Regions from separate parts of the Mus musculus genome. Here region 2 is linked to region 1. The links are chromatin loops, found by intact Hi-C in ENCODE. Cell type or tissue: heart. All regions are shown on one strand. Each heading gives the region's core, and the rest is flanking DNA. Links, peaks and the distances in the headings are about the cores only.

The links. A loop is a pair of places that touch in the nucleus more often than their neighbours do. Peaks named below come from ENCODE experiments on the same cell type or tissue, not always from the same donor. Only the 100,000 strongest peaks of a DNase experiment are listed, where the experiment ranks them.
Region 2: it touches region 1 in a loop (2.4-fold over the local background); 1 of 42 quality-filtered maps calls a loop at or near these places.

Annotation. Positions count from the first base shown.
Region 1 is chr11:97,525,195-97,539,938 of GRCm38, reverse strand. Srcin1 (SRC kinase signaling inhibitor 1) reads left to right here. Exons shown (of 20, transcript NM_018873.2): 5 at 2,700-2,895; 6 at 3,433-3,631; 7 at 4,112-4,205; 8 at 4,646-5,508; 9 at 6,095-6,187; 10 at 6,431-6,474; 11 at 6,727-6,917; 12 at 7,960-8,135; 13 at 13,027-13,157; 14 at 13,263-13,410; 15 at 13,685-13,931; 16 at 14,364-14,598. Among named protein-coding and RNA genes, the nearest start is that of 4933428G20Rik, 32 kb to the right of the region's middle. In heart, for the core only: a CTCF peak has its summit at 8,071; a DNase peak (open chromatin) is centred at 8,018; H3K4me3 peaks cover 1,392 bases; H3K27ac peaks cover 387 bases; H3K27me3 peaks cover 4,689 bases.
Region 2 is chr11:97,697,167-97,711,910 of GRCm38, reverse strand. Psmb3 (proteasome (prosome, macropain) subunit, beta type 3) reads right to left here and starts at 8,477. Exons shown (of 6, transcript NM_011971.4): 1 at 8,421-8,477; 2 at 7,939-8,123; 3 at 5,006-5,113; 4 at 632-809. The coding sequence starts at 8,423. It overlaps n-TNgtt8 (a tRNA gene), which reads left to right and starts at 9,389; the gene lies at 9,389-9,462. It overlaps Pcgf2 (polycomb group ring finger 2), which reads left to right and starts at 12,263. Exons shown (of 10, transcript NM_001163308.1): 1 at 12,263-12,375. In heart, for the core only: no CTCF peak of the experiment used is centred there; DNase peaks (open chromatin) are centred at 8,610, 9,260, 10,340 and 10,940; H3K4me3 peaks cover 3,845 bases; H3K27ac peaks cover 1,996 bases.

The DNA of each region.
Region 1 (14,744 bases), core at 6,068-11,067:
TCATTCTGTAGCCCCTCATCGACCCCAGCCTGGCAACCACTGACCTTTCAGTTGCCTGGCAACTCCATGCCCACCAGCCTGGTCCAGACTCCCCCTCTATTGCATAGGCCTCCCACTGGTGGCTCCTCTGGGGATGAAGGTAGGGGATCTCTGTCACTGCTGGTCGGCCTAGAGTTGACACCTAAGCTCTGCAGTCTGGATATGAGATCTCCCACGCAGACCCAGTTCATACACAGCCTCCTTCCTTGAAAGACCCATGCCCTCCCTGCTGACCAAGGTATTGTGCTTGAGGCCAGAGACTTCTTGGTGACCGCCCAAATCTGGTTTTCCATGCCCCTTCCCAAGCTCTCCAGGCTACTTTGAGGACATCTGGGCACACTGACTCTTGGAAGATCCGCTCCCTTTCTGAGCTAATTGTATTGGAACATTAAATTGACTTACTAGGAAGATGGAGATTAATTAGAGGATAATCAGGATTTGGGGGGAAGAAGGAACTGAGGCGTGTTTATTAGGTTGGGTGGTGCTTGCCTACAATCCCACACTCAGGAGGCAGAAACAGGGGGGTGGACACAAGTGGGGGACTGGCCAGGGCTACGCAGCAAGTGGCCGTCCATGGGTGCATAGTGAGACCCTGTTTCAAAAATACAAAATAAAATTAGAGAGATGTTTTTGTTATTGTCCTTTTAATTGTATAAGTAAGACATCCCAATTGTTCAATATTTAGTTTCATAAAGGACTAAAATGAATAAAGAAAGCTTTCTCAGACCTGAGATTGTTGATGTCGATGGTCTGAAGGGATTTATGTGGTTTAAGTGTCAGAAATAAGTTTATTTTTGTTTGTTTTCAAACTAGGTCTCACATTGTAGCCCAGTGTAAGTCTAGGATAACCTCAAACCCATTGGCTATCCTCCTGCCTCAGCTTTTTCTGTGCTGGGATTATAAGCATGTACCAACAAATCTGCCTTTGAACATAAGAATTTAAGTACATCTGGACAGCATGTTTTATTTTTTTCATGGCAGTAGACTATCATTTGTATGTATAATATATATACTACAGAATGATATTGATCCGACTCATTTTCTTATTCCTGTAAATGACTTAAATGAGAGCCAAATGTGGTGGAGTGTGCCTTTAGTCCTTGCACTCAGAAGGCAGAGGCAGGTGGATCTCTCTGAGTTCAAGGCCAGCACTGGTCTACTTAGCCATTTCTAGGACAGCCAAGGTGACATTGTGAAATTCTGTCCCAAAAGAACAACAGGGACTAGAGAGATGGCTTAGTGGTTAAGAGGCTTCTCTTCCAGAGGTCCTGAGTTCAATTCCCAGCAACCACATGGGGGCTCACAACCATCTGTAATGGGATCTGATGCCCTCTTCTGGTGTGTCTGAGGACAGCGACAGTGTACTCATCTATATTAAATAAATAAATCTTTAAAACAAATAATAACAGAGCTGGAGAGATGGCTCAGCAGTTAAGAGCACTGACTGCTCTTCCAGAGGTTCTGAGTTCAATTCCCAGCAACCACATGGTGGCTCACAAGCATCTGTAATGGGATCTGATGTCCTCTTCTGGTGTGTCTGAAGATAAGTGACAGTGTACTCATATATAAAAAAATAAATCTTAAAAAATAATTAATAACAGTTTAAAGTACGGAGCATCTGTCTAGTAGCCAGGTTTGGTGTAGGGTCTGGGGCAGAGTGGCTGAGGCTGTGGCCCTGGGTAAGAGTCAAAAGTAGAATGTAGAAGGACAATTGAAATAAGGAGAGATGCCACCTTCCCAAGAAACAATGGTCAGGCCTTGTGACACCCCTCCAGGTCTTTATTTGGGGGTGGGGGGATACTGGGAATTGAACCTAGGGGTTCACTGAATGTTCTGTGGCATCCTTAACCTAGCTGTAGATCCTTCTCAGTTGTAGCTTTAGGAAGGGGGCTGTCGTACTCAAGGCTAGGGAAGGCCAGCCAGGCTATGTGACAGTATGTGCATCACAGGTAGGGGGTGGAGCCTAGCACAGTATATCTGTGTGTATCATGCCTGGCTTTGCCCGTACATGAGTGCACAGCTTCAGTTGTGGTCCAGTTGACCCGAGGGTTCGGCAGACCCTGCCAGTTACTAAGCCCTCTAAGTCAAGGCTTCTGAACGTGAACCCCTCCCAGTGCTGAAAGCCTGGGGTCCCTCATTCTCTGATTTCTCCCTGCTCCCCCTGAGCCCCTTGAATAAATCCGCCCCGCCGCTCACACACCCGCCGCTTAATTAATGTCTGGAACTAATGCTCCAATTTGCTCAACAATTCTGCTGCTCACCTCGGTGACAAATTTGTGTTGTTGTTGTTCATTGGAAGCTTAAAATAGCAGGCGTGCCCATGGGTCCAACTCAGATGGTTTCTTGTATGGCTGCCCAGGGTGCCTGAGTCCTTTGCTCACTACTTACCTGCTGGGTGTCTCAGGGAATCCAAGGCCTTTAGAGTTGGGGAATCTTTTCAGCAGCTACCCAACGAGGAGTCTGGAACCCAGGAGACAGATCCTCCTCTGTGTGTGTGTGTGCGCGTGTACGTGTGTGTGTGTGTGTGTGTGTGTGCGCGCGCGCGCGCGCGTGTATGTTATCTGGCCGGAGCTCCGGAGCCCAGATGGAGGCAGTGACAGAGCAAAGGATGGGGGTGGGGGCTCATGCTTGGTGCCTCTCGCCCTACCCTGCCCCTGCAGACCCGCAGCTCGCGCCATACTCAGGGAGCCCAGCCAGGGCTAGCAGACCAGGCAGCCAAGCTGTCCTACGCCTCGGCTGAGTCGCTGGAGACAATGTCCGAGGCCGAGCTGCCCCTGGGCTTCAGCAGGATGAACCGCTTCCGACAGAGCTTGCCTCTCTCCCGCTCTGCCAGCCAGACCAAGCTGCGCTCACCAGGTACTGCCCAGCCTGTTCGTCTTCCGGCCCTGCTACAGCTCCTCCCTCCGGCTTCTCCCGCCCTTTGCTTCTCCGTCTCCTGCCACCCCCTCCTCTAGCGGCTGTCACTCCCCAAGTCCTCGCTGCCCTCAGCGCTCTTTCTCCTTTGCTATACCCTAGCATCCCCTGCTGGCCCTTACCTCTCGGCCTCCTCTATCCAATCCTTTTTTCTTCCTCATTTTATTTCTTTCTCCCGGTGTTTTCGCCAGCCCCTCCAACTTTCCCGACCTTCCTGCAGTTTCTGCTCTACCAGCTCCTGCCCCTAACGCCATTTCTGCGTCCAGACTCTAGTTGCCTGGGGTCTGGTGGGTGCTCGAAGAGGCCGGCTGCGAACCGGCGGCATGAGGAGCGCGTGGGTGCACTTGCACTCGGGGGCGGCCTCTGGCCTCAGACCTTGTCATTGTGGGACGGATGCCGCTCCTGAGGGCTCACCACACTCTCCTGGCGTGAGGTGCATTGGCAGAGGCAGTGAGCGTGATGGGCGCGTCTCCTTCGCAGGGGTCCTGTTCCTGCAGTTTGGAGAGGAGACACGACGTGTACACATCACGCATGAGGTCAGCAGCTTGGACACGCTGCACGCACTCATCGCGCACATGTTCCCTCAGAAGCTCACCATGGGCATGCTTAAGTCGCCCAACACCGCCATCCTCATCAAGGACGAGGCTCGCAATGTCTTCTACGAGCTGGAAGACGTCCGGTGGGCGCGGCTCCAGGGGGGTGGGTGGACTTCCCCACACTCCTCTGAAGAGCTCTGGACCCTTGGTGGTCCTTCCCTAGGTCAATCTGCACCCTATCTTCACCCTTTGCCTTCTGCAAGCCCTAGTGCCCCGCCCTCTCTGCTCAATCTTCCAGTTCTGTGGGTCTCCACTAACCTAGGCTGTGAAAGTGGACAGGTGGAGTCTCTCTCTCTCTCTCTCTCTCTCTCTCTCTCTCTCTCTCTCTCTCTCTCTCTCTCTCTGTGTGTGTGTGTGTGTGTGTGTGTGTGTGTGTGTGTGTGTGCCTGCCCCCATCCGTTTGCAAGTTTGCTTGCTGGTAACAGGCATCCCAAGGTACCAGGAGACACTGAGCACTGAGTGTAGGAGTTAGGAAAGGGGAAAAGGGTTCTAGCTGCTGCCCTTCCCATCATGCACAGCTGGGGGCCACATAGTGACCCTCTGTCCCTCTCTCTACCTGACAGGGATATCCAAGACCGAAGTATCATTAAGATCTATAGGAAGGAGCCGTTGTATGCTGCTTTTCCTGGCTCACACCTCACCAACGGTGACCTCCGGGTATGTCTGAGAGCACCCAAGACACTGGTGAGATTGGGCAAGTGGGGTCTAGGGAGAATATAGAACTAGGGTGTTTTTGGAGATGGGAGTCTGAGACAAGGTGCCCTAGTTAATTGTGCACCCCACAGCTCACCTACCTTCCGAATTGTCCACTCAAGATTTCTCTAAGGGGCCTTTAGATACTGTAAGCCTTCTCTCCCAGCCTCTCCTTTCCTCTTCTTCCTGTTCCCATCAAGGACGGGCTGAGGGGTTGCCTTTCTGGTGTCTGCCAGTTTACTCCCATGCAGGAGTACTGATGGGCAAGGGGCCCAGGATAGACTGGAAGAGGAAAGAACAGAGCCTAGTTAGGGGAAAGAGTGGGGTGCTGGCTTCTCAAGCAAGGAGAAAGAAGCCGCTTTCGTGACCTGCTCCATGGGCTTTTCGGGCTGTCTTCTGCTCAGAGAGAAATGGTTTACGCGTCGCGGGAGTCGTCGCCCACGCGGCGCCTCAACAACCTGTCGCCCGCATCGCACCTAGCATCTAGCTCCCCGCCTCCAGGGCTGCCATCGGGGCTGCCTTCGGGACTGCCATCGGGCTCGCCTTCGCGTTCACGCCTCTCCTATGCTGGGGGCCGGCCGCCCTCTTACGCCGGCAGCCCGGTGCACCACGCGGCTGAGCGACTGGGAGGCGCCCCGACCGGCCAGGGCGTGAGCCCCAGCCCCAGCGCCATCCTGGAGCGGCGCGACGTGAAGCCAGATGAGGACCTGGCGGGCAAGGCTGGCGGCATGGTGCTGGTGAAGGGCGAGGGCCTCTATGCCGATCCCTACGGGCTGCTGCACGAGGGCCGTCTGAGCCTGGCCGCCGCGGCGGGAGACCCATTCGCATACCCGGGCGCGGGCGGCTTGTACAAGCGGGGTTCCGTGCGCTCTCTCAGCACCTACTCCGCTGCCGCGCTGCAGTCCGACCTGGAGGACTCGCTGTACAAGGCGGGCGCTGGCGGCCCGCTCTACGGAGACGGCTATGGCTTCCGTCTGCCGCCCTCGTCCCCGCAGAAGCTGGCCGACGTCTCGGCGCCCTCCGGGGGACCTCCACCCCCGCACAGCCCCTACTCCGGGCCACCCAGCCGCGGCTCGCCGGTGCGCCAGTCCTTCCGCAAAGATTCGGGCTCCTCGTCGGTCTTTGCTGAGAGTCCTGGAGGCAAGGCCCGCAGCACCGGGAGTGCCTCCACGGCCGGAGCACCACCTTCTGAACTCTTCCCTGGACCTGGGGAGCGCTCCCTTGTAGGGTTCGGGCCGCCGGTGCCAGCCAAAGACACAGAGACCAGGTGAGGAGACATAGAAGCCACAGAGGAAGGATTTGGACCTGCAGAGGGGTGGCAGTATCTTCCGACAAAGGAGGTGGCTAGAGTGTCTCCTATCTGGCAGGGAGGACATTGGAGGGATGGGTGAAGCCTCAAGTGATACTTCTAGAGACCCACGTTTGTATTTATTTCCTTAGCCTTAGTTTACCCAGCAGTAAAATGGAGCGCTGACCCTGCCCCTTTATTAGTGTTGGGCGGGCAGTGAGCTGTCCAGCACATAGCCCCGCTGAAATCCACTGGAGCAGGCTCGGGACGGGGGGGGGGGGGGCGGAATTGGGCTTTTTTGTGTTTGTGTTTCATGTTCTTGGGACCGGGTCTTGTTGGGTGGCCGAGGCCACCCCCCCCACACACACACACAACTGCTGGGATTTCAGACATGTGTAGAGGTGGTCCTGGTGAGAGAGGCAGAGGAGAGCTAGGGGGTTTGATCCCGTGGGCCAGTCAGGGGAAGACTAACTGTCCCCTAGTTGCTAATCTTAGAGGTAGGAAGTAGGTTGGGCAGGAGGGACACGCTTTTACAGGAGGGGCTGATTCCCACCCTCCTCCCCAGGGAACGCATGGAGGCTATGGAGAAGCAGATTGCCAGCCTCACTGGCCTAGTACAGAGTGCCCTACTGCGAGGCTCAGAGCCGGAGACCCCAAGGTGAGAGTCCACCCCTTCCCGCCCCCCCTCAACACACTGTCAGGGCCTGAGTTTGAGGCAGAGATACGGACAGTGAGCTAAATTAGAAGCCCTGTGTCTACTGTGTGACTCCGACTCCCTTCTGTTTTCCCTGGCTCTATCCTAAGATCAGGGAGCTGGGTGATGCTTAAGGTCCCATTCAGCTTTGATGGCCTGAGGCCAGTCCAGGCCCCCGTGGACATTTTCTATTTTTTTCCTTCACAGTGAGAAGGTTGAAGGCTCCAATGGAGCAGCCACTCCCTCAGCACGTGAGTGACTCTTCTCTTCCTCTCAGAGTTTTAGGGTTAGTTTCCTAATCCTTAACTGGAGCTTGAGTAGCTACATCATGGGCGAGCCACAGATTTCCACTTTACTCCTGCGAGAACTCACCATCACTTGGGGTAGACAGTCATAACCAGACAGTGCCTCTCTGGCTGGGGGTGGGGCCTCGAGTGGAGAGGCCCCGCCCCTTCCCTTTTTGCTCCACTCTCCTGATGGCTCATTCTTCTGGTCTCTCTCAGCAGTGTGTGGGTCAGGCAGTAAGAGTAGCGGGGCCACTCCGGTGTCGGGCCCTCCCCCGCCCTCGGCCAGCAGCACCCCTGCAGGGCAGCCCACTGCTGTCAGCCGTCTGCAGATGCAGCTGCATCTGCGTGGCCTACAGAACAGCGCTAGCGACCTGCGTGGCCAGCTTCAGCAGCTGCGCAAGCTCCAGGTACCGCCCCCTCCCCGCCCACCGCACACCCCACCTACCCCACCCTCACCTACCAGCTGTAACCTCTCTGCAAATGCTGCCCCACCTTTCCCCAGCATTTCGCTCCAGCGAGCGGAGTCCCTCATTGCTCAGTGGTCCTTCTTCAGACCCATTGTCTGCCTCCCCTTCTAGTTTCCACTTAACTATTAAACCTCACCAAGCCCCGACACGTCATTGAGTCCTAGTCCCCTTCCTCATTTCTGAGCTGTGCCCACCACTCCCTCCATGCACTATCCTTTGCGGTGGTCCCAGTTCCTTCAGATCCTGTAACCTTATTCCCCAAGTCTCCTCAGCTCCCCCTTTCTGAGCCTGGAGTGGCTGTCCCTCCCTGCCTGGCAGATGGTTCCACCTGTCAGGAGCCTGGCATCTTCGTGCCGGCTCTTCAAGAGGGGCTTAGGGCTTGTCAGGTGAGGATAATGAGCAGAGACAAGCTGGGAGCGGAGGGCAGAGAGCTGCCATCTGGGCCACAGATAAGATCTTGGCCACCCACGTCAATTGGGGCACTCGTCTTGCAGTTCCTACTACATCGGCAGACCCTATAGATCTCACTTTGAATCCTTCACCTCAGGTCTTGTCTCCACTCAGGGCTTCTTGAGGCCACAGGTCCACAGTCACACTGTCGTCAGGGCCTTATCTAGTGTTACTCTTTGGCCACAGAAATTCTCATCCTGTTCTTCTGCCCCTATATTTCTCCAGAATATAACCTTGATCTCCCTGCCCAGCTGTCCCAGTCTTCGCCGCTGCTCACAGCCATGTCGCCTTGGGTGAAGCCCAGTATAACTTTGCCTCCTCCATGAGCCTTATCATCCCTGGCCGGGATCTCCTATTGGGTTCTCCCCAACTCCTCTCTCTACCTTGCCACGCCTTCGGGGCAGCACACACCCATAGCCCAGCAACCCAGTCTTCTGTGAAGCTTTGCTTACGCGGGGCTGCCCTCTGCCCACCCTTCCCAACATGCGTCCTCCTTCCACCCGGTCCACGCGAGCATTCTTGCGTTCCGCAGCTCCAGAACCAGGAGTCGGTGCGCGCGCTGCTGAAGCGCACCGAGGCGGAGCTGAGCATGCGCGTGTCGGAGGCGGCGCGGCGGCAGGAGGACCCGCTGCAGCGGCAGCGCACCCTGGTGGAGGAGGAGCGTTTGCGTTACCTCAACGACGAGGAGCTCATTACTCAGCAGCTCAAGTGAGGCTGGGTCCAGGCGTGTAGGGGTTGCGGGGTGGGGAGAGGACCGGAGACTTCTCAGGGGAGAAGGGGGCACGATGCGGCTTCGGTGAACAGCCTGGCTCATATGGAAGGTGCAGGTCCTTTATTTGAAATCACAGATGACGTTTGTTGGTGTTCTGAAGTCTGATTTCACCCTTCACTGTGGCCTGATTTCTCTATGACCCACAAACCTTTGGCCATCTGGCACAATTCCTGATTTCTTTTTTTCTGGCTTGGTGCCTGCCTCTGCCATGGTATCGCTTCCTATGGCCTGCTGCCTACTCTCATAACGCCAGCCGTCTGTTTTCCCTCTACCCTGTGCCTGCTTTCCTTCTGACCTAAGACCAATACAGCTTCACCCTTGGGTTGAACCAGAAGGTGCAACGACAGGGATGTTGTCACATGCCCAGGTGGTTCCTGACCCCTTACCACCCTGATCCCTGAGACCAAGCATCAAAGAAAACCCTTCCCTTCCTCTGCAAAGTGAAGCCAGGCTCTAGTAGTCTTGAAGAAGGATAAACAGAGAATAACCCAACCCTGCTTAGACATGGAAGGGTTAACAGAAGACTGTCTGATCCAGATTTAGCAAATGGCTGTCTGGCCACAATTCCATTGTCTGGCACCTGCGAAGGGGGATGCTGCAGTTTTCCCCTGTCCATTCAGGAAGCAGCGCCATCATCTAACCGCAGCCTTTTCTCCTGAGTTGTTTGGGCTGAGGCAAAGGCCCCTTCCTTTCTTGTGGTCCTTTTTAGTGACACGGGGCAGTAGGGGATCCAGAGACAGCTCCAGAATCTAGGGGCTACGTGAAGAAGGTGGCTGCCACCCCCTCCGTGCTTCAGCATTGTCATCAGTGCTGATATTTTTACAGTTCTTTTGGAAACAGCTGAGGGCCTGACTGTGCTAAGGGACTTAGAACCAGGGAGCCAAGAAAACTGTTCTAGGGTGCTACCCCACTAAGTCATATTTGGGGCCTTACCGGGGCTTTATGAGGTGGTCACACAATGGGGTCCCAGGTAAACCTGGTATGCATTTTGGTAATGTTTAAGGTAAGATCCTGTGTCACACCCCCCCATGCAGCTGAAATGCAGTGAGGAGCCCCCTTACATGGTAATGAGCCAGCAGCAGTAACTCCAAGTCACCATCCTGTCTCGGTGGGATGACGTAGTGACAGCCACCGCAGATCTTTAAGCAGACCGGAGACTGCCACGCTGTGTCAGGGATTCTGTTTCCTCCGCTTCCCCATCTTTTCCTTGTCTCTTTCCGTTTTGCATAGAGGAGCTGGGCCAGGATTTTCAAAAGGAGTTAGTCTGAGACATTAAAGAGAAATTAAGGGGGGGAACCATCAAAGCTCTGGGGCAAAAGAAATGAAAGGACCGATCTGTGCTCTTGTCTTCATGACTGTCTGGTCCTGGGCTTCCTGGGAGCCTCAGTTCTCCAGGAACACAGAATCCTCACCCCATCATACCCACTGCCTGGACTGCTCACTGTAGAGAACCCAGGGACTGATGGTGGCACGTGTCCACCTTGAGTGAGGCAGGGGCTGGGCCGTATGTTGGTTCTGGACTAGCCTTAAGGACCATCACCCGCCTCCTGCCTTAGACACGGTGAAGAGTCCTGCAGCCCCTATGCGCTCCCCCCCCCCCATATTCCTTTTCCTCTGTTCCTTCCTTCCTCTTTTCTGGCAACCTGCTGGCAGTTGAGCCTGGGTTTTGGTTTTATTCCTGCTGGGCCCACTCACCTGACCGTCTAGCCAACGCCTTGGGCTTTGTCTAGATAGATATGGTCCCCTGACTGAAGCCTGTTGACTCCTGGAGTCTGTCTGCTGACCCAGAGCTCTGGGTTTTTGTTTTGTTTTGTTTTGTTTTGTTTGCCCCATGTGCTGGAGTGAAGTTGCGTGGGACAGAAGGTAAGTGAGACCCTTTAGTTTGGAAGTGAGACACTACAGAGACACAATGGCTGCAGTCCCACACGAGTACATACTGCCACACAGAATAGTTGTATGACCTTGAACTAGTTTATCTCAGCGCTTTTTCCACCCCCCTTTTCAAGGTCAAACCTCAGTTAGAGTTCCTTATTTCTTTAAGGCAGATGCTATAACAAAACACCCCTGAGTCCTTTAATGGTTCTAAAGCAAAGGACTTTAGCTGGGTGTGGTGATGTAAGCCTTCTACTCTCAGGAGGAGGGCAGAAGTGTCTTTAGTCAGGCCATCCTCAGCTACATATATATCTTTAGCAAGCCTGGGATATGTTGAGATTCTACTGCAAAAAAATTAATTAAAGGTGCTAGAGAGACGGCTCAGAGAGATAGCTTAGGAGTTAAGAACATTTATTGCTCTTTAGTAAAAACAACAACAACACTGCAGATTTAGTCCCCAGCACCCACATGGTGGTTCACAACCACCTCTTGTTCAGAGGTTCTAATGTGAGTGCTTTTGCCTTCTGCAGGTGCCAGGCCAGCACACAGTACCTACACACACAGGTTCACTTACACACCTAAAGTTCAATAAATACATCATTCTTTAAAAACAAAAAGATAGATCTTTCTTTCTTAGAAAACGCTGTAGATGGGTTTGCAATGCAGATCTAGACGGCAGAAGGTTCCGCCATGTTCAACATACACCTCCTCCAAAGTTACCCAGGCCATGGTTCTTCATAACCAAGCAGAAAGGGCAAGGACATAGAGGAAGCTTGCATGGCAGGTCCTCATGGGCCAGATCCAGGAACGTGACCTTTCTGTCCCGACTTCCCTGTGTAGGCCTCCCTCAGGTGAGAGGCCACTTTTTACCCTCCTTTCTGAGACAGTGTTTCTCTGTGTAGCCCTGGCTGCCCTGGAACTCACTCTGTAAACCAGGCTGGTCTCGAACTCAGAGATCATCCTGCTTCTGCCTTCCTCGCAAATGCTGGGATTAAGGTGTTCACCACCACTGCCTGGCTTGAAAGCCGGCTTCTAATTGCAAGAGAAGCTGGGAAGTGTAGCCTAGTCTTTGAACCACTGTTTGTCCGTGTGTCGGCTGGAAGCAGCGTTCCCACCGACAGGATTGTTTTAGGGTTAAAATAAGGAAATGCATGTACTGTACAGGCCTGACCATCGGGTGCCAACCTGGTGAACAGGAAATGCTTAACGCAGGGTAGTTCTTTAGCCAGCAGCGCTGAATCTCAGGACTTTGTCCTTGGCTCCGCCCTGGTTTGTGTTTTCATCGGCTGGTTGGCCGGTGATGTCTAAGGCATGCTCGTGGGATTGGTTGATGACACTGAACTTTAAAACAGAACAGACGTGCCGGATGGTAAGACAGATTCAAGTCATTTTCACGTGGGCTGTTGGGTTGAAATCTAACAGATGACATGAATGTATGTAAAGTCCCGCACGTGAGTGACAGATGATTCAGAGTGCAGCTTTTAATTTTGATCTGATTCTGACTCACGGGTAGGACTGCGATGACCAACCTGCTTGTAATTCTTTCTCTCACTTCTTCATCCTGTGATATTTAAAATATTTAATTTGGTGCTGGGAATCCAACTCAGGTCCTCTGCAAGAGGCAGCAAGCGCTCTTAACCACGAAGCCATTTCTCCTTAGTTTACCTTAGCCTCTACCTTAGTTTTGGGAACCAGGTCTCTCACTCTCTGCCTCCTCCTCCTCCCCCAGCGCTGGGGTTGAAGTTTTGCTGTACTATGCTCAGATTTTAGATGGGTGTGGGGATCTGAACTCACGATCTCAGGCTTGCCCAGCAAGCACTTTGCCCACTGAGCCATCTCCTGGCCCTCCCACCCACACGTTAAGAGCTTAACACAAGGATTGGCGCCTTGGTTTGTGATTCTTGGGCTGTTTGTTTTGAGACATCTTGTTGTAGCCCAGGCTGGCCTTAAACTTGTGCTCCTGTTCTCCCAGCCTCCCAAGTGCTGAGATTACAGGCTCATGCCACTCTGCTCCGCCCCTGGTTTTAGGAAAATGTGAGATCCTAAGTGTTTACAGTGAACCAGCTGAAAACCCAAGGCAGTTGTAGCCTCAGGAAGAGAGACTCTGTGGCACGATCGCTCTGACAAAAGGTGACACTCGTGGCTGTGCCCTCAGAAGTGTACAGCTGTCTCTAGGTCCCTATGAGACTGTATGGCCTCCAGGCTCTCCAGTGTGTCTGGGGAAGAGTCTGAGGTTTCTCACTGAGGGAAAGGCAGGAGTGCTGATATTATTGTATATCAGAGCTTGGGGGGTGGGGCGGACTCCTTTCAGGAACTATTTGAAAATCTTATTTTTGAAATCCAGCATTTCCAATTTCACATGGATGTGTAGCCTGGGGAATAGATTTTAATTTTGTGACTTGGTTTTGTTTTTTTGTTTTGTTTGAGTCAAGGTCTTACTATGTAGCCCAGGCTAGCCTCACTGTGTCTGTCTGTCTGTCTGTCTGTCTGTCTGTCTGTCGGTCTCCCTCTTTCTTTCTTTCTTTCTTTCTTTCTTTCTTTCTTTCTTTCTTTCTTTCTTTCTTCCTTCCTTCCTTCCTTCCTTCCTTCCTTCCTTCCTTTCTTTCTTTCTTTCTTTCTTTCTTTTTCCGAGACAGGGTTTCTCAGTGTAACCTTGGCTGTCCTGGAACTCACTTTGTAGACCAGGCTGGCCTCGAACTCAGAAATGCCTGCCTCTGCCTCCCAAGCGCTGGGATTAAAGGCATGCACCACCACTGCCTAGCATGGCCTCAGTCTTTCAACAATCCTCCTGCCTCAGCTTTCCAAGTGCTAGGATTACAGGAGTAAACCATTACACCTGGCTGCCGCTTTTAATTTTGATCTGATTGGTGACATGATTTCTTCCCAGCTGCTCGATTTCTGGGGGGACCTGGCTGGGGCCAGGAGGGGCTGAGAAGGATCTTTCTGTGCCTGCAGTGACCTCGAGAAGTCAGTGGAGAAGATCCAGAGAGACGTGGCCCATAACCACCGGCTAGTGCCGGGTCCTGAGTTGGAAGAGAAGGCGCTGGTGCTGAAGCAGCTTGGGGAGACGCTGACGGAGCTCAAGGGTGAGCCTGCCCTGGCGAGGCTGACCTAAGTGTTGGGGGTGTCCCTGCTGTGCCCCAGTTCCTCAGTCTGCCTACCCAGCCAGCTTACTCCCCCTCCCCTCTCAGCTCATTTCCCAGGCCTGCAGAGTAAGATGCGGGTGGTGCTGCGCGTGGAGGTGGAGGCAGTGAAGTTCCTGAAGGAGGAACCTCAACGCCTTGACGGGCTCCTCAAGCGCTGCCGGGGGGTCACTGACACGCTGGCCCAGATCCGAAGGTCACTCTCTACTTGATCTTTAGTTTCCCATGGGATTACACACTGGGCCCAGACCCCTTATCCTGACTCCTCGGCAGAGATCACTGTGTGCCAGCTAGCTCTGCCCTTCACTTCGGACCTGTGACCCCTGCATGCCTTGGCTTCCCCTCACATACCTCTTTGGGCTCCCCCATCTCTCCTGCAAGTTCCCAGAGCCTCCCTGATGCCTGCAGGTTCAGTTCCCCTCCTGGGGCTACCACTGCTCACTAGCTGCTCCTCACTCTCCCAACCCTAGGCAAGTGGATGAGGGTATGTGGCCCCCCCCCAACAACCTCCTGAACCAGTCCCCCAAGAAGGTGGCAGCTGAAACCGACTTCAGCAAAGGCTTGGATTTTGAAATACCACCCCCGAGTCCTCCACTGAATCTTCACGAGCTGAGTGGACCTGCCGAAGGCACCCCTCTCACCCCAAAGAGCACTAACCCCACCAAAGGCCTGGATGCTTCCAGCAAGAGAAACACGGACAAAGCTGTGTCTGTTGAGGTGATGGGCCAGGGCGGGGCATGAGCTAGGCTCACAGTTCTTGCTGTCACTTGGAATGTCAGGTACTGAAGGAGCACGTGGGCTCTTTTCCTTAGGAGGAGGATCTGAGAAATATTGGTGACATGTACCCTTCTCAATAGAAAGTATACTGTAAAGCTAAACTAACTAAAGCAATATGGTGCTTGCATAAACATAAGCTGGGTGGTCAGTGAAACAATAGAATGTCCAGAAATAAACCCAATAATGTTGTATCTGATTGGGAGTGGCCTCTCTAAGATACAGGGACAAGTGTGTAGCACCCTAGGAGGGGCCAAGTCTCGTGTAAAGTTCTCTTCTTGTTCTTAGCACTAGTGGCTGGAGGAGGGGCTGATGCCAGGAGCTCAGGGGTTCCTGAGCCAGAGTCCTGACCTCAGCTCTGCTTTCCTTCTCAAGGCTGCGGAGAGAGACTGGGAAGAGAAGCGGGCAGCCCTGACCCAGTACAGCGCCAAGGACATCAACCGGCTGCTGGAAGAGACCCAGGCTGAGCTGCTCAAGGCTATCCCTGACCTGGACTGTGCCAGCAAGACCCACCCAGGCCCTGCTCCCACTCCAGACCACAAGCCCCCTAAGGCACCCCATGGTCAGAAGGCAGCTCCCCGGACAGAGCCCAGTGGGAGAAGAGGATCAGGTATGGGGATAAAGTCCTAGAGGTGAAGGAGCCCCATCCTCAGAGCTTGGCTTAGGGGGGAAGCACTGGAGAGCGATTGCCATGGTAGCCACACTGCCAGAGAATGGGGTGCTAGCCATTAGTAGTCATTGAAGGGACAGGACACA
Region 2 (14,744 bases), core at 6,175-11,174, 170 kb before region 1:
GTATTCTCCCACTACAGACACTCTCACCAGACTGGACATTTCTGGCCCTACTGTACCTCAGTACACGCTGTTTTGCCTGTCTGGGGCCAGCTTTTTCCTCTTGCTCCTCTAAGCAAGAATGTCTGCCTGGTTAATGGCAGTAAGCCGGTGAAGTCACTTTTTAACCTGGCTTCCCATGAGCCTAAAGGGCGCCTCCCTCTGGGGCGTGGCTGTATTCCCATTCACAGCTGAGGTAAATGGAGGCAGAGCAAGGCTTCTGCTCAGCACTCACTCGGGAAGCAGAGGCAGGCGGATCTCTTAAGTTCAAGGCCAGCCTGGTCTAGAATCAGTTCCAGGGCAGCCAAGGGTACTAAAAAATAACAGTTCCTAATTCAGACCAGCAATCCAGGCTCACTCTGGTGCTGCCTGTCACGGGGGAGGAACCTGGAAATCCAGCGTGATGCTGTAGTCAACGTGGCCAGGGTGGGTAAGAAGCTGTTCTCGCTGCCAGCCCACCCAGATGGAGCCCTCCAATGGAGCAGCAGCCGTGGCTGGCTTGCTTGCCACACCTTCCTCTCCACTTCCTGCTGCACAAACACATCTGTCTCTGATGGCGGGGATACAGAGGCCAGCCCTGCTGTTAATAACTTACCATGTTGGGCTCCCAGAGAGACTCACACATCCCATACATTTGTTCGGAGCAGGTACCACTGACTACAAAGTCATCAGTCACCATGGGACAGCCAATGAGGTCCAGAGAGCAAATGAAGGGCTTGAAGGTCTTCGGGTCCAGGCCAGCAATGACAGGCTCTGTGTAGTAGGGACCGAACCTGTGGCCGGGGTGAGAGTCCAGAATGCAAAGCACTGGCTTTCACACATGCCCGTTCAGACAAGGGAGGGGCCGGCTTTGTGCAGCCCGTTCCCCTTCTCCTGGCATCTGGCAATGTCTAAGATGTGTTCACCCTCCTCTCTGACCTCTCCTCCTCCTGGTTCTCCCTCCCTTCCCAGTTTCTTTGAGAATTCTGCCTTCTCAATCTCCTTACTGATCCAACCAGGACTGCACTCATTCTGCACATTTATACTTCTACCTCTTTAGAAAAAGGATTTAGGGGCTGGTGAGATGGCTCAGCGGTTAAGAGCACTGACTGCTCTTCCAAAGGTCCCGAGTTCAAATCCCAGCAACCACATGGTGGCTCACAACCATCTGTAATGAGATCTGACGCCCTCTTCTGGGGTGTCTGAAGCCAACTACAATGTACTTACATATAATAAACAAGTTTAAAAAAAAAAGGATTTAGCACACACACAAAAGAACAAAAGAGCTGGGCATGGTGGCGCAAACATTTAATCCCAGCACTCGGGAGGCAGAAGCAGGCGGATTTCTGAGTTCGAGGCCAGCCTGGTCTACAAAGTGAGTTCCAGGGCTACACAGAAAAACCCTGTCTCAAAAAGCAAAAACAAAAAACAAAAACCAAAAAACAAAAAGATAGAAAAAGGATTTGAGGGCTGGCGAGATGGCTCAGAGAGTAAGAACACTGACTGCTCTTCCAAAGGTCCTGAGTTCAAATCCCAGCAACCACATGGTGGCTCACAACCATCTGTAATGAGATCTGACGCCCTCTTCTGGGGAGTCTGAAGTCAGCTACAATAAAAAAAAAAATCTTTGGGCCAGAGCAACAGGGATTGACTGGAGTGAGCAGAGGTCCTAAAAAATCAATTCCCAACAACCACATGAAGGCTCACAACCCCATCTATCTGTACAGTTACAATGTACTCACATACATAAAATAAATAAATAAATCTTTAAAAAGAAAAAAAAAAAAAGGATTTGAGACAGGGCTAGAGTGTGGCTCAGTGGCAGAGCACATGCCTAGCATGCATGGAGACCTGCATTTGAGCTCCACTATTGCAAAAACAATTTTAAAAAATTAAAACTTGGGCTGGAGAGATGGCTCCGCAGTTAAGAGCACTGGCTGCTCTTCTAGAGGTCCTGAGTTCAATTCCTAGCAAACACATGGTGGCTCACAACCATCTGTAATGGGATCTGATGCCCTCTTCTGGTGTGTCTGAAGACAGCAACAGTGTACTCACATAAAATAAATATATATATATATATATATATATATATATATATATATATATATATATATATATATTTTTTTTTTTTTTTTTTAATTAAAGCTTGGCCTGATATGGTGGTACACATTTGTAATCCTAGTATTCAAGAAGTTGGGGGAATCACACTGGACGCCAACCTGGACTACAAACAAAACTTCCAGAGATCTTGATGTTCAAGTCCAAGCTGAGACTCCCTGAGTCCAACGAGAGACATCTGAGTTCGAGACCAGCCTGGCCTGTATAGTGATTTCTAGTTCAGCCAGGGCTACACAGAGACCCTGTCTCAAAGCAGACCAAAAGAGGTTCAACACCAAATGGCCAGTCTCTCAGCAGGAACTATCCACGTGTCTTCTGGGCTTGTAGCACTTTTTACAATTGGAGTGTGTGTATGTAGGTGTATATATATGCTACGCAGCGGTCAAAAAGAGTGTGTGTGTGTGTGTGTGTGTGCGCGCGCGCACGTGCCCTAGGACAACTTGCATAAACTGGCTCTTCTTCCACCATGTAGTTCCAGGGGGCTACACTCAGCTACCAGTATTACTCACAGCATGGTCTTCAGTAAAAGAAGACTATAAAAATTATTTACAACTGAAAATGGACCTTCATGGCTCAGCATTAGCCTAGAAGGTATGATGCCCTAAGCTTAGCCTACATCACTACACCACTAAATAAATACTTAAAGGAAAAAGAAAAAGTTGTGGGAGGGAGTCTGATGGAGGCTAAGGCACACTTGCCCAGTCTGTAGGAGGCCTAGGCTGCTCACCACGAGCCAGGAGGGGTGAGAATGAGAGGAGAGTCTGACTCTCATCAAGGAGAATCAAGGAGGGTTGTAGCCTCCCCCATCCTTGAAGCAGGCTGATTCAGACTTTGCTGCCACTGAATATAAGGTGTAGCCTTCCAACTTGTTATGTCAACTACCGCTGCACTTCTCTGAGACTCTGCTACCTGCTGAGAGACCCTAGAGACATTGCAGAGACACATCCTATCCTGCAGGTCGCCTACGGGGTGGCTCCCCGCACCAAGAATGGACGGGGGGGGGGGGGGGGGGGGAGATGGGCCTTCCCCCTTATAAGCACAGTCTCTTAGCGGGCCTTGATCAGAGAAAAATTTGTCTTGGCTTCATTCTTTTCTCGCCATCTAGTCTCCGCAGGCCAGCTTACAACTTCAACAGAGGGTGAGATGCTTCTCTGCCCCAGCCAGGCTCCGACAGAGCCAGGTGGCCTCCAATTTTCCATGTTTCCAGGCTTTGAACTCTGCATCCTCCTGCCTCTAACTGCCCAGTGCTCTGATGATAGGTGCATGCCCTCATGCCCAGGTCCAATAGGATTCTTTGATGCAAAGTTGTTTCTTTTATTAAAATTTTATTTTAAGTGTGTGTGTGTAAGTCTTCGGGGGAGGGTAGCACACACCTTTAAACTTGGGAAGTAAAGACAGGTAGATCTCTCTGAGTTCAAGGCTAGCCTGGTCTACAGAGTGAGTTCCAGGGCAGCCAAGGTTATTACACAAAGAGACCCTGTTTTCAACCCTGTTTCAAAAACCAACCAACCAACCAAAAAAAAAAGAAAAGAAAAGAAAAAAATTTTTAAGTTTTTAATTATGCACATGTGTGTGGGTGCTGAAGCCAGGAACATCATGACCCTGAGTTTTTCAAACCTCGTAAGCACCAATTTCTACAAGAAATTTTATAAATTTATATTATCCTCTCTAGAGATATGATGACCTTGAACTTCTTGTTTTTATTTTTATTTTATGTGTATGGGTGTTTTGCCTACATGTGCATCACAATGTCCCCAGATGCCAGAAGAGGGCATCAGACCTCCTAGAACTGGAGTCACAGACTGTCATGTGCTGTCCCATGAGTGTTAAGACTCAATCCCGGTCTACTACAAAAATAACAACTCTTACCTGCTGAGCCATTTGTCTAATCCCAAGAATGTATTTTTTAATTAATTTATTTATTCATTCATGTATTTCATGTATATGAGTGCTCTGCCTTCATGCACAACAGAAGAGGCCATCAGATCCCATCACAGATGCTTGTGAGCCACCACGGAACCAAACTCCGCAAGCAAGAGCAGCAGTTACGCTATCTCTCCAACCATGCCCCTGTTGCTGTTTCTGTTAATAGTCTTTCTATAAACCTAAGCTGAGTTTAGAATAAAAGGTTAAGAGCACCAACATTAGATAAGAGACAGAAAACAACAAACACATTTCACCTCCCATCCTGCGGGCCTCCCTTCAGCTCATCCTGGCCGCGGTGCGTATCTTTACTAATAAAAACTACCACACTGGGACCGGACAGAGACCTGCGTCTGGTTCCCAGCACCCACATGGTGGCTTATAACTGCCTACGACTCCAGTTTACAGAGACCCTCTTTCTGTTGTGAATACAAGAGCACATCCATACACATCGAACAAAATAAATGAAGCAAAAATGAACACATGGATCCCTAGACTCTAGTGTGGAGAGAAAAGCTCTAACAAGACTCCAGAACTCTTTAGTGGGGCTCCAAATGAGTTCATGGCTCTCTGGGTTCCCTGACGTCAGCCCTCTTGTTCCTATCTGGTTGTGAGGCAGGAACTCAGAGCATCAAATAAGGACGGCGTGCTGCAAATAATGATAAGGACAGTGTGCTGCAAATAAGGACCAGGAGGGCAGATCCTGTGAGCCGGTGTTCGTGAGGCAGAGGCCAGAAGAGCATCCCCATGACCTCAGGGCCAGGCTGGTGTGTGCGAGGAGTTGCAGGCTAGCCAGAACAAGCAGGAATGAGGGAGGGACAGATGGACAGTAGGGTGAGAAATAAAGGAAAGTGGGGAATCATAGAACAGCTTCCCCACAGCATCCCCCACACCACTGGGTCAACCAAGCCTCTGAGCCCCGCAGGACCGGGTCTTTATTCCCACTCACCGCTTCTCATACAGGAGGTTGGCCACCATGCTCATGAGGGTGTAAGGCTTGATCTGTCGACCTTCTTTCAGCTCATACAAGTTCAGTCGGAACTTGAGACGCTGGGCACTGGGGAAGGAGGAACATAGCCCGAGTCATTGCTAAAGTCCTCTCAGTCTTCAACCTGTGGCAGTCACAGGACATACGATTCTGTCCCTACCAAGGAACACACTTGCCGATGAGAAGGTACCTAGGAAGGATGACCTTGTGTCCCCTAGGCCACCTCGGGGTTCTGGGATAGACCCTGCACAGAACCAACCAACGCCACACCAACTAAGCAAAAGAGGGCTTCCCAAGACACAGGAACAAAGTCTTGGGAGTGAATTTATTTCATCTCTGATAGGTAAGGAGACCGAGGTCTAATAAATCAGGAGTTGCTGTGCACAGTAAGCAGACAAACCTAGTGAGAAGATTCTGCAGTCGGCCATAGTGAAGGAGGGCTGACAGAGTGGCTGAGCAAGCCTGGGGTGACAGGCAAGCTTCCCTCCCTGGCAGACAAGCTTCCCTCCTGTCTCCTCTGATGCTACCACCTGCTGCAGCTGAGGCTTCAAGCTCAGGGAAATCCTAACACAACCTTTCCCCTTCCACTCCCTCCTCTCTGCCCCCTCCCCCCACCTCTTCTTCTGGTTGTTGTTATTTTATTTAGAGTATGTGCACACAAGCTTGCAACACATCGTACATGGGTCAGTCAGAGGGAAACCTGTAGAGGGAGTCAGTAGTCTCCTTTCACCATCTGGATTCCAGGGATTGAACTCAGGTCACCGGGCTTGGCCACAAGCACTTTTACCCACTAAGCCATATTGCCTTCCCTTTCCTCTCCTTTTCTGACTTCTCCCTAGTCCCCTACTACAAATAAAGGTTCAGTTTTCTAGGTGTAGCTCACAGCCTGCCCCCCATACTCTCCCTCTAGACTCTGCTTCCTGAGATTCAACACTCCACCAAGCCCTCTCCAAACTTCAAAACCCTAACCCCTTTGAGGGGTGTGTCTTAGCTCCTCAAAATTGACATTAAAAAGATTACCATCTGTCCCAGTCCTAACTGCGAATTTCAGTCACAACATGCCCACAATAAGAACTATTTGTGAAATGTCACAGCTGTGCACTAGACTAGATGTTAGTGTGTTCGCATGTTCCCTCAGTAACCATAAAGTTCCGGGATCCTCCACAGATCCAAAGCCCAGCGGGGCCAGTTTCTTATATGAAATGGCACTATTTCTAAATCACATTTTTTGTTTTCTGTTTGTTTGTTTTGGTTTTTCAAGACAGGGTTTCTCTGTAACCCTGGCTGTCCTGGAACTCACTTTGTAGACCAGGCTGGCTCAGAAATCCACCTGCCTCTGCTTCCCAAGTGCTGGGATTAAAGGCCTGTGCCACCACCGCCTGGCAGCATCCGTAATGACAAATTAAAAAAAATAATAATTAAAAAAAAAAATATATATGGTTGGAGCGAGCCAGGCCAAAGCAAGAGAGAGAAGGGAAAGGGGTGGGAAATGAAAAATTAAAAAAAAAATAGAAAAATAAATAAAAAATAAAAAGGCACTGGAGAGATGGCTCAATGGGTAAGAGCACTGGCTGCTCTTCCACAAAATTCAAGTTCAATTCCCAGCCCCTACAAAGCACCTCACAACTACAGTTCTGGGCAAACCCAACACCCCTTTCTGGCCTCCTGGGGGCACAACATGAAGCTGGTGCGCAGACAGACATGTGGTCAATCATCCATACATATAAAATAAATCTTTTAGATATTAATAGTAATAACAATACAGAACATGAGGGCTTGGGTTTGAGGATGTAACTCAATAGCATATCATGTGCTTAAGCTTTCAAAATCCTGGTTTCAATTTCTAGTACCAGGGTTGGGGGTCAGGGCAAGACTTGACTCTTGACCTCGATGCTCAGTGAATCAATGAATGAGTCTTTCTTCAGCAACTCACAGCATCCCATCCTTGAGATGGTGGGATGGGTCAGTGGGCAGTAACACCTACGCCAGGCCTAAGCAGCTCAATGCCTGGAACCACATGATGGAAAGGCAAAACCAACTTCTGCAAGCTGTCCTCTGACCTTCACACAGGGCTGTGGAACCCGGGCATACAAACAATAAAATGATAATAATAATAATAATAAATGTAGAGGCTGGAGAGATGGCTCAGGCATGAAGAGCACTGACTGCTCTTCCAGCTTTCTATCCCCAGCACCCACATGGTGGCTCACAACCACCTGTAATTCAAGCTGGGTCATGAGGGTTGCTGGGGGGGAAGGTTGTCCAACAATCTCTTCTAGCCTCTGCAGTCACTGCACACATGTGGTGCACAGACACACATACACGTAAAATAATAATCAATGAATTGTGTTTTTAAAGTTCCCACCACCAACCACAGCGATCAGAACCAGCACACTGGGGCCATCACAGACAACCCGTTTCCCCTCTCAGACCCTCCCATCACTCAAATCACATAAGCACTGTCAACTAGGTAAGTAAAGTGGGCAGTTAAAACCCAACAGCTCATCATGGTTAGTTATCGTTCGGTATGTCTGCTTTGCCAGCCGCCTACTGGTTTAGCGAGTGCCCACGGTCTTTAGAAAGACCTACAGTAGGATTCTGGCTGACGTTCATTACTGTGCATCTTGAAGGAAGGTCTCAATTTTTTTTTCAATTGCAGAATGAGACGGCTCGCCAGTAATATTAAGACGGTGATTAAGGGACTCCCTAACAAAAATGCTTCTTCACAAAGAGCAGAGCACAAGGTAATGCCAGAAAAACATAGGTTAGGACCCATCTCCGTAACGCTGTGGTGTTCAGCTGAGTCTCACACTCAATCGTGGCTTTTGGCAGATGGCTGATATCGGGCTGCTCAACGAAGAAACCTGGGTGAAGGTGGGGCTGGAGACACTTACACTGTCTGGACGTCAGTGGCCAGGCCGGCCAGGCCTATGTAGAGCCTGTCACCCATGGGAAAGATCTTCTGGAAGTCCGTGGTCACCATCTGGGCCTGGATCCCGAAACGTCTGTCTGCAGCGATGGCCACACAGTTCTTTCCCTTCATGGCCATGACGGCCCCTCCATTATAGGACATAATAGACTGGGGACAAACAAATCAAGGGGCTCAGTTCGTGGAGCTAAGTGGGACCATAACCTTCACATCAGTTCTGGTCCCCAAAGCTCATATACCCGTGCCCTCCACTCCGGAGGAGCCAGGACGCCAGGAGCTCCAGCCCTGAGATGGGCCCGGTGGGGCACCCAGGAACCGCACTCATCTGCACGGTACTCCCATGTGCATTCTACTGACCACCAGGCTCTCCCCGTCCCGAACCCAAGCACTACTCGTCCTTGCTTTCAGTTCCCATCCCAGACTCCTTTCCTTACTCCCCGATCTCACCATGATTGCGCTGGAGTGGAAGCCCGATCCCCACAGCGTTGCCTGCAAACCGGCTCTGGCTTTCTCAGGGTCAACGCTCTTGCCGAATCCTCCCCATTGGCTGGCGGGCCGACTCGGATTGACTAGTTCAGCTTTCTATTGGACACTCATGCCGTCAGTCACAAATATGCATAGTTTGGTTGAGACACCAAAACGGAGGTATGGAAAGCGGAAAGTGAAAAGTCACTGTGAGTGCGGAAGAGCCTACGGTCCGGGGCATGTTGGGATCTTGGCGGACCTGGAGTTCGGGCCATCCCGTTTAGGGGCGGAGTTTGCAACACGTGGGCTTGGGACAGGCCTTGTGGGGCTGGTGCTGTAAGCAGAGTAGGTAAGCTGGCGCTTACCGTGGTGCTGCAGGAGTTAGGCATTTTACTCAAGCTACCCGACTTCCAGTGTTCATTCACAAATCCTTACTGTTCACCGGGATTTTTGCAGGCGCCAATTAACCTATCGGCACCGAGTATACCGAAGGCGCCCATTCTTTGCAGAATGGGAAGATCGTGCCGAGGGTTCGTGCTAGGAGGGTTTAGTTCCAGAATGGAGCTTTTGTTTTGTTTTACGGGAGTGAGCTACAGGTTGTTCAGCGTTTGGAGTCTCTCACTCCCAATCCCTGCTGGCCGACAGACGTAGCCCTAAGTCTCTGTTCACTCTACAAAGGAACGTTCTGTGCCACATCCTAGACACTGACCGAGGATAGCCTGGGCCAACGGCTCCAGGGCAGCCCAGGTGGGACGTGTGCATCCCTTGCTTTCCCTTCCCTTGCACAACCACTGTTCCCTCCGCCACAGCCTCGATTCGCTGTTCTTCGAGATCAGATTTTGTTCCGCTGGGTTTCTAAGCTACTGTAACTGCTTGCGTCGTGACTGGTCTTGCGCCATATCGGCTCAGTACTATTGACTCGGCTCTCTGCCTCACAAACAACTGTCACCGTCTCTGTGGCGCAATCGGTTAGCGCGTTCGGCTGTTAACCGAAAGGTTGGTGGTTCGAGCCCACCCAGGGACGGTCTCGGCCTTTTTTTTTTTTTTTTAAATCGCAAATGCTCCAAAGCCACATTCGGTACCGAGGTACCAGAAGCAATAATTGTGATACACCAACCCAGATGGTCACTGTATTTAGAAATCCGTCTATGGTCAGTGAATGGATCTATCCCTAACGTCTCCTCACCACCTCTCACTATTCTTTCTCCCAATCAGGATGACAGAAAGGCAAAGCCAAGTTTCTGTCTCACTGCCATGTTTAACAATGCAATTTTCCTTGGATTAAGAATAAATTTTGCTGCGGAGGTTGGACAGCTTCCCATTGTCTGCATCAGTGGACGATAGCAACTTGAAAGAGGAAATCTGTCCCGGTGGATGGAAACAGTCAGGAAAAAAACCACAGGAACAAAGTGAGGGATAAAAGAGTGGAAGGAGGAAGAACCTAGCTGTGATCTACAGAGAAAGGCATACCATGAGGGGGCCTAAGTAGACAGTGCGGAAGATGGGGAAATAAATACAGAGATCAACAAAGGGCATCGTTTGCAAGAGGGAGAGGTGTAAGGGACACAGAAGTAAAGCTACACAAAAGCAAGAAGGAACGACTCTCTCTAACTAGTGCCACCATTTAAAAGGGATTTTCTCCTTGCTCTTGTTTCCGATGGCAACAGATGCCCGTTGGTCCTTGCCTTGATGTTCTGGGTTCCTGTTCTCTGGGAACCTCTGATTTCTGACTGCTCACTACGTGTGGCAATCAACTAGAGGACAGGGTAAGCTACAGACTTGGTGGAAAATAAGCGCTCTTCATGTTCGCTGAGCACACTGGAGAAGGTGGGCAGGAGGAAGATGTGCAAGGGACTCTTTCCATCCGTTCTCTAGACATTTGGCTCAAAGGAAGTCTCTTGTGGACTCCCTCTTCTATGTTTGCAGATCACCTGGCGCTTCAAACATGGAGAAGGGACTTTTCCAGCTTATTGCCCTCGCTGGCCCTGCTCGGTGTCAAAGCCCAGCTTACCTACTGTGCCTAAAACAGTACTTGCCGTTGGCACAGAGAACTTTCGATGTTGGGACAGTTAAGTCAGCGGCTCTCCCGATGAACCACAGGGATTAGCAATATCCCAGCATAGATGATTTATTGGAGTCTTAGTGGGTGGTGGGTCTTCAGTGTGTCCCTACTCTCCAGCGGTTTCCTTGGAACTGGACCTTAATAATTGAGGAGCAAATGGATACCCACCCCAATAAACAAAAGGTAGCCAGGCAGTACCCTTCACGTTGAGCAATTGTGTTTGCTCTAGCAGAGTTCAAGATGCTGGGACACATGGGCCGTGATGACAGTGGGCGTGTCTAACTCGAGACCCCTTTCCACAGTAGCCTGTGAGCTCGTGGTACCCGATGTAGGGATTGGGAAGCAAGTGACCGATCCTCCCGGGGCCTCTTCCGCTCCCACTTGGACCACCCGATCTAAGCGGAAATCTCTTGCCTTTCCTTTACACCGTCATTCGGCTCTGCAGGCTGAGAGCTGAGGCTGGTGGGGTCACTGGGCGGACAGACTTCACAGGGCTCCTGATAAGCGGTCCAGTGTATAAAAGCACTCACTTCGGGACTGCTTTAGGCTTGGAACAAGGAGAGGAGGCAGGCTCGACAAAGATTCGTTCCTTACTCGAGCCAACCCACCAGGCGCTTAAAGGCTTTTCAGGCCGGATAATCGAGCTCTTTGGAGGGACAGTCACAGTGGCCACCCCCCAATAAATCATAAGTAACGAATCAGCGAAATCGAGCGACCTATTGAGGTCCACGGTTCTTGTGGTAACGCAGAATCGATTCGCTTCCTTGGCGCCGTCTCTTCTAGCTCTCCTTCCTACTCTGCCCGGGGCCCGGAGCCGCTGGGGACCGGAGAGCGAGCGCTGGGTGGAGCCGAGGGCGACAGTCGGAGTGGGCTGGCACCAGCCACCTTCGCGCTCGCCGGCCCCTCCGCGGCCGCGAGGGAGGCGCACCGGCGGCGAAAAGGCGCGCGTCCTCTCTCGACTCCTCGCTTCCTATTGCGTCGGGGCCTCTCGAATTCGGCTAGTTATTGTGTCTCTGGCTCGGCGCCCGAGTTCGTGTCTCGGGCTGCTCTCCCCGCCCCGGACTGCGTTCCATTCTTCTCCGCCCGAGCACGCTGAGCGCGCCAGCCTCGGCCACAGCCAAGCCCCGAGGCCACCGTGCGTTTCCCGCGAGGTGCGAGGACCCCGAATCGGTGTGGGGAGGCGGTGAGGTCACGCTCGGGGGGGGATCACACACGCACTTAGGAATCCCAAGGGATTCAGCTGGAGTGAGCGAACCTCACTCGGACGCGTGGCCAGCGGCGCCGCGTCCCCCGCCCAAGCGCCCTTTGGTAGCGGCGACGCACCGGGTGCCGCGAGACACATTTCCGCCCAGTCTGCATCTCACCATTTTCCAAGCTCCCCAGCTAGGGTAGGGATCGCAGAGTCGGTGGAAGTGGGGAGAACACACTTATTTTAGGAGGAGGTGGTGGTTTCATGACTGAAGGTAACACAATAGGACCTTTCCTCCGGGTTCAAGGGATCTGCTTGGATAAGAGGTGGTCTCCTCTTGGTTTGGGGGAAGCCCAGCGCAAGGCGGTGGGGAGCAGCTGAGCTAGCCTCTCCCCCTCCTCTTTCCCTCTCTGCAAACATCCTGAAGGAATGAGGTCACGTGGGTGAGTAGTGGGCGGGACCTACTCTTGTCTGGAGGAAAAAAGCCATTTTGCCCCCCCCCACGGCCCCTCCCCTCCCCTCTGGTCCCCTCCCCTCCCCAAGCTGCTCTTACAAACTCCTTTCTTATCATAGGTTTCTCCCCTCCCGCCGACCGAGCGAGCGACAGGGCTGTGGTCCCCCTCCCCTCCCTTCCCTCCCTCCCTCCCATCCCCCCCTCCCCGAGACCCACCGGACCCCGAAGCCAGGTAAGCGGACGCCGACTCGCGCTTGCCTCCTTGCTACCTCGTAAGCGTCTAGGGCTGGCGACCGGGACCCGTTCACCTTTCCCCGCAGACCCCAATGGGAGCCGGGAGCCCCGGCCTGGCCTGCCGCCCGCGTCCCTTCCCGCCCCGCCAGCCGCTGTCCAAGCTCGCCCGGTCCGCCTTTCTTTCTCTCGTTCCCGGTCTCTCTCTCTTTTTTTTTCCTTTCCTCCCTTCCAAGATGGCCGAAGTGGATTCCCCCTCTTAACGATTTGGAGTCTCCCTCGACCACCTCCTCTTTGTGCAGCAGCCCCCTGCTAAGACCCTGCTTGCGAGGTATCGAGGGGGAGGGTCCGGGCGGCCACGAGGGCTTTGGGGACATACGCTAGGGTGGGTCTCGCCCCCCCCTCCGCCCCCGACCCGAGGATCTCCACAAGCTGGAGCAGACTGTGGCTCGGCCCCTTCGAGTCGGGCAAGGGTCGCCTCCCGAGTGGGCAGTGAGCGTGGTAGACGCGCGAGGACTTGAGGCCCGGAGGAAGGGGACTTGGCTTTCTGGTGGCCGAGGGAGGGCGCCCTAACTCCTGGGGTCGGGATCTTGGGCACCTCCCCCAGAGGTCCCTTTCGTCCCGGTGCGAGGCGCCCCGCCCCCTCCCTGAACCACCTCGGCTGAGCTTTTCCCTACCTCCCTCCCGGGGCCCCACCAAACTTTGGCTCTAGGGAGGGAAGGAGTGGCCACTCGGTCACTGGGGGTGCCTGATCCTTTGACCTAGGCTTCGCGGGGAAGCAAGGGTGGAGGGGAAAGAACGGGAGTGAGGAGAGATTTAGCATGCTCTGTCTTTTCATGAGTGGCCAAGGGGTCTGATGAGCTGGCCCTTCTGCCACAGGAGGCGAAAAGGGAAGCGGCTACTCTTTTCTCCTTGAGCTCTGCCGCTGCTAGCTCTGAAACCCGGGGAACCCTGAGCCTGCAGACGCCCCGCGCCCTTCCTGACTCCCAGGGGCGTCTAGGCAAGCCCCCTACTCTTCCATCCCTCACTTCCCGGGTCTATCCAAAATTGCTGTGGTTGCTTGATCGAGAAGGGTGTGTGTATGTGTAAATTTAAATATGTTTAAGTATGTACAGGTGTTACCTAGAGCTGTCCCTGCGTCTTTGTCTCTCGTAGCCCCCGGCCGAGCTCCCGCCATCCCCCATGTTGCCTCAGTCTCTTTTGGTCTTCCTCTCGCTGAGGGAGGGGCTTCTCTTAGCTGGCTCTCACAGTCTTGGGCCTCCCTCTCTGGACTTCTTGCAGTTGTGCTGTTCCCGAAACTCATGACAACCCCACCCCCACCCCCAACATACACACATCCCTGCTCCAAGGTGTTATTACTGTAATCGGAGGAGCATAAAGCCAGCTCTGTTGTAGCATTTTGGTGGAGAGGTTTTCCCAGGGGTTCCCCTGGTTTGAGGTTGGGGCTTGCACACTTAGAACTGTGTTTGGAATAAGGCAGGAAACAGCCTCCAGGATCCAGTCCGGCTGTCGCGTCGCCTGATCCTGTTCAAGTTGAAGGCTTGGGAGGTGAGCAGGGGAGGGGGAAAGGAACTCCCTGAGTGGTTGATGGAGCTGTTGCCATGGGAATGGAGAGAGGCTGAAGTGGAAGAGGTTACATGTTATACAGGTCAGATGCCTACTGTAGCGCCCCCCTACCCCCACCCCGGACCCTATAGCGGAGTGGTGGTGGGGCGCTGACCTGTCTTTGTTGCTGGAAGACTTAAATTATAATTTGCCCTGAGAGGACTAGAGGTTCGCAGAAGGTTAATGTCTGTGGCTCCAGTTTCAGGCAGGGATGTGATGGGGTGGGTGGAAATGACTTCTGCATCTGTGGAGTAGGAGCCTGGCTCCAGCCTTGCTGTGTATGTGGTGGTGTGTGTCTGGCCAAGTGTCTGTCTGGCCTGTGTGCATGACCAGGCTTATCTGGCTCTGGGTGCTGGGGATGTAAGAGATGAAGGGGGTGTGTCTGGCTCCGGATGTGAGCATCTTACTGAGCTGCTGTCTGTAAATTCTTTATTACTGTTTTATTTATTCATTTATTTATTTATTTCTGTTTTCAGGAACTGAGTGGTAGGTCGAGGCTTCTATCTTTTTTCCATGCTAAGGGCTGTACCACTGCCAAAGGTTAGGAAAAGATAAGAGGGGCTGGTGAGATGGCTCAACGGGTAAGAGCACCCGACTGCTCTTCCGAAGGTCCTGAGTTCAAATCCCAGCAACCACATGGTGGCTCACAACCATCTATAAGGAGATCTGACTCGCTCTTCTAGAGTGTCTGAAGACAGCTACAGTGTACTTACATAGAATAAATAAATAATAAAAAAAAAGAAAGAAAGAAAAGATAAGAGATTT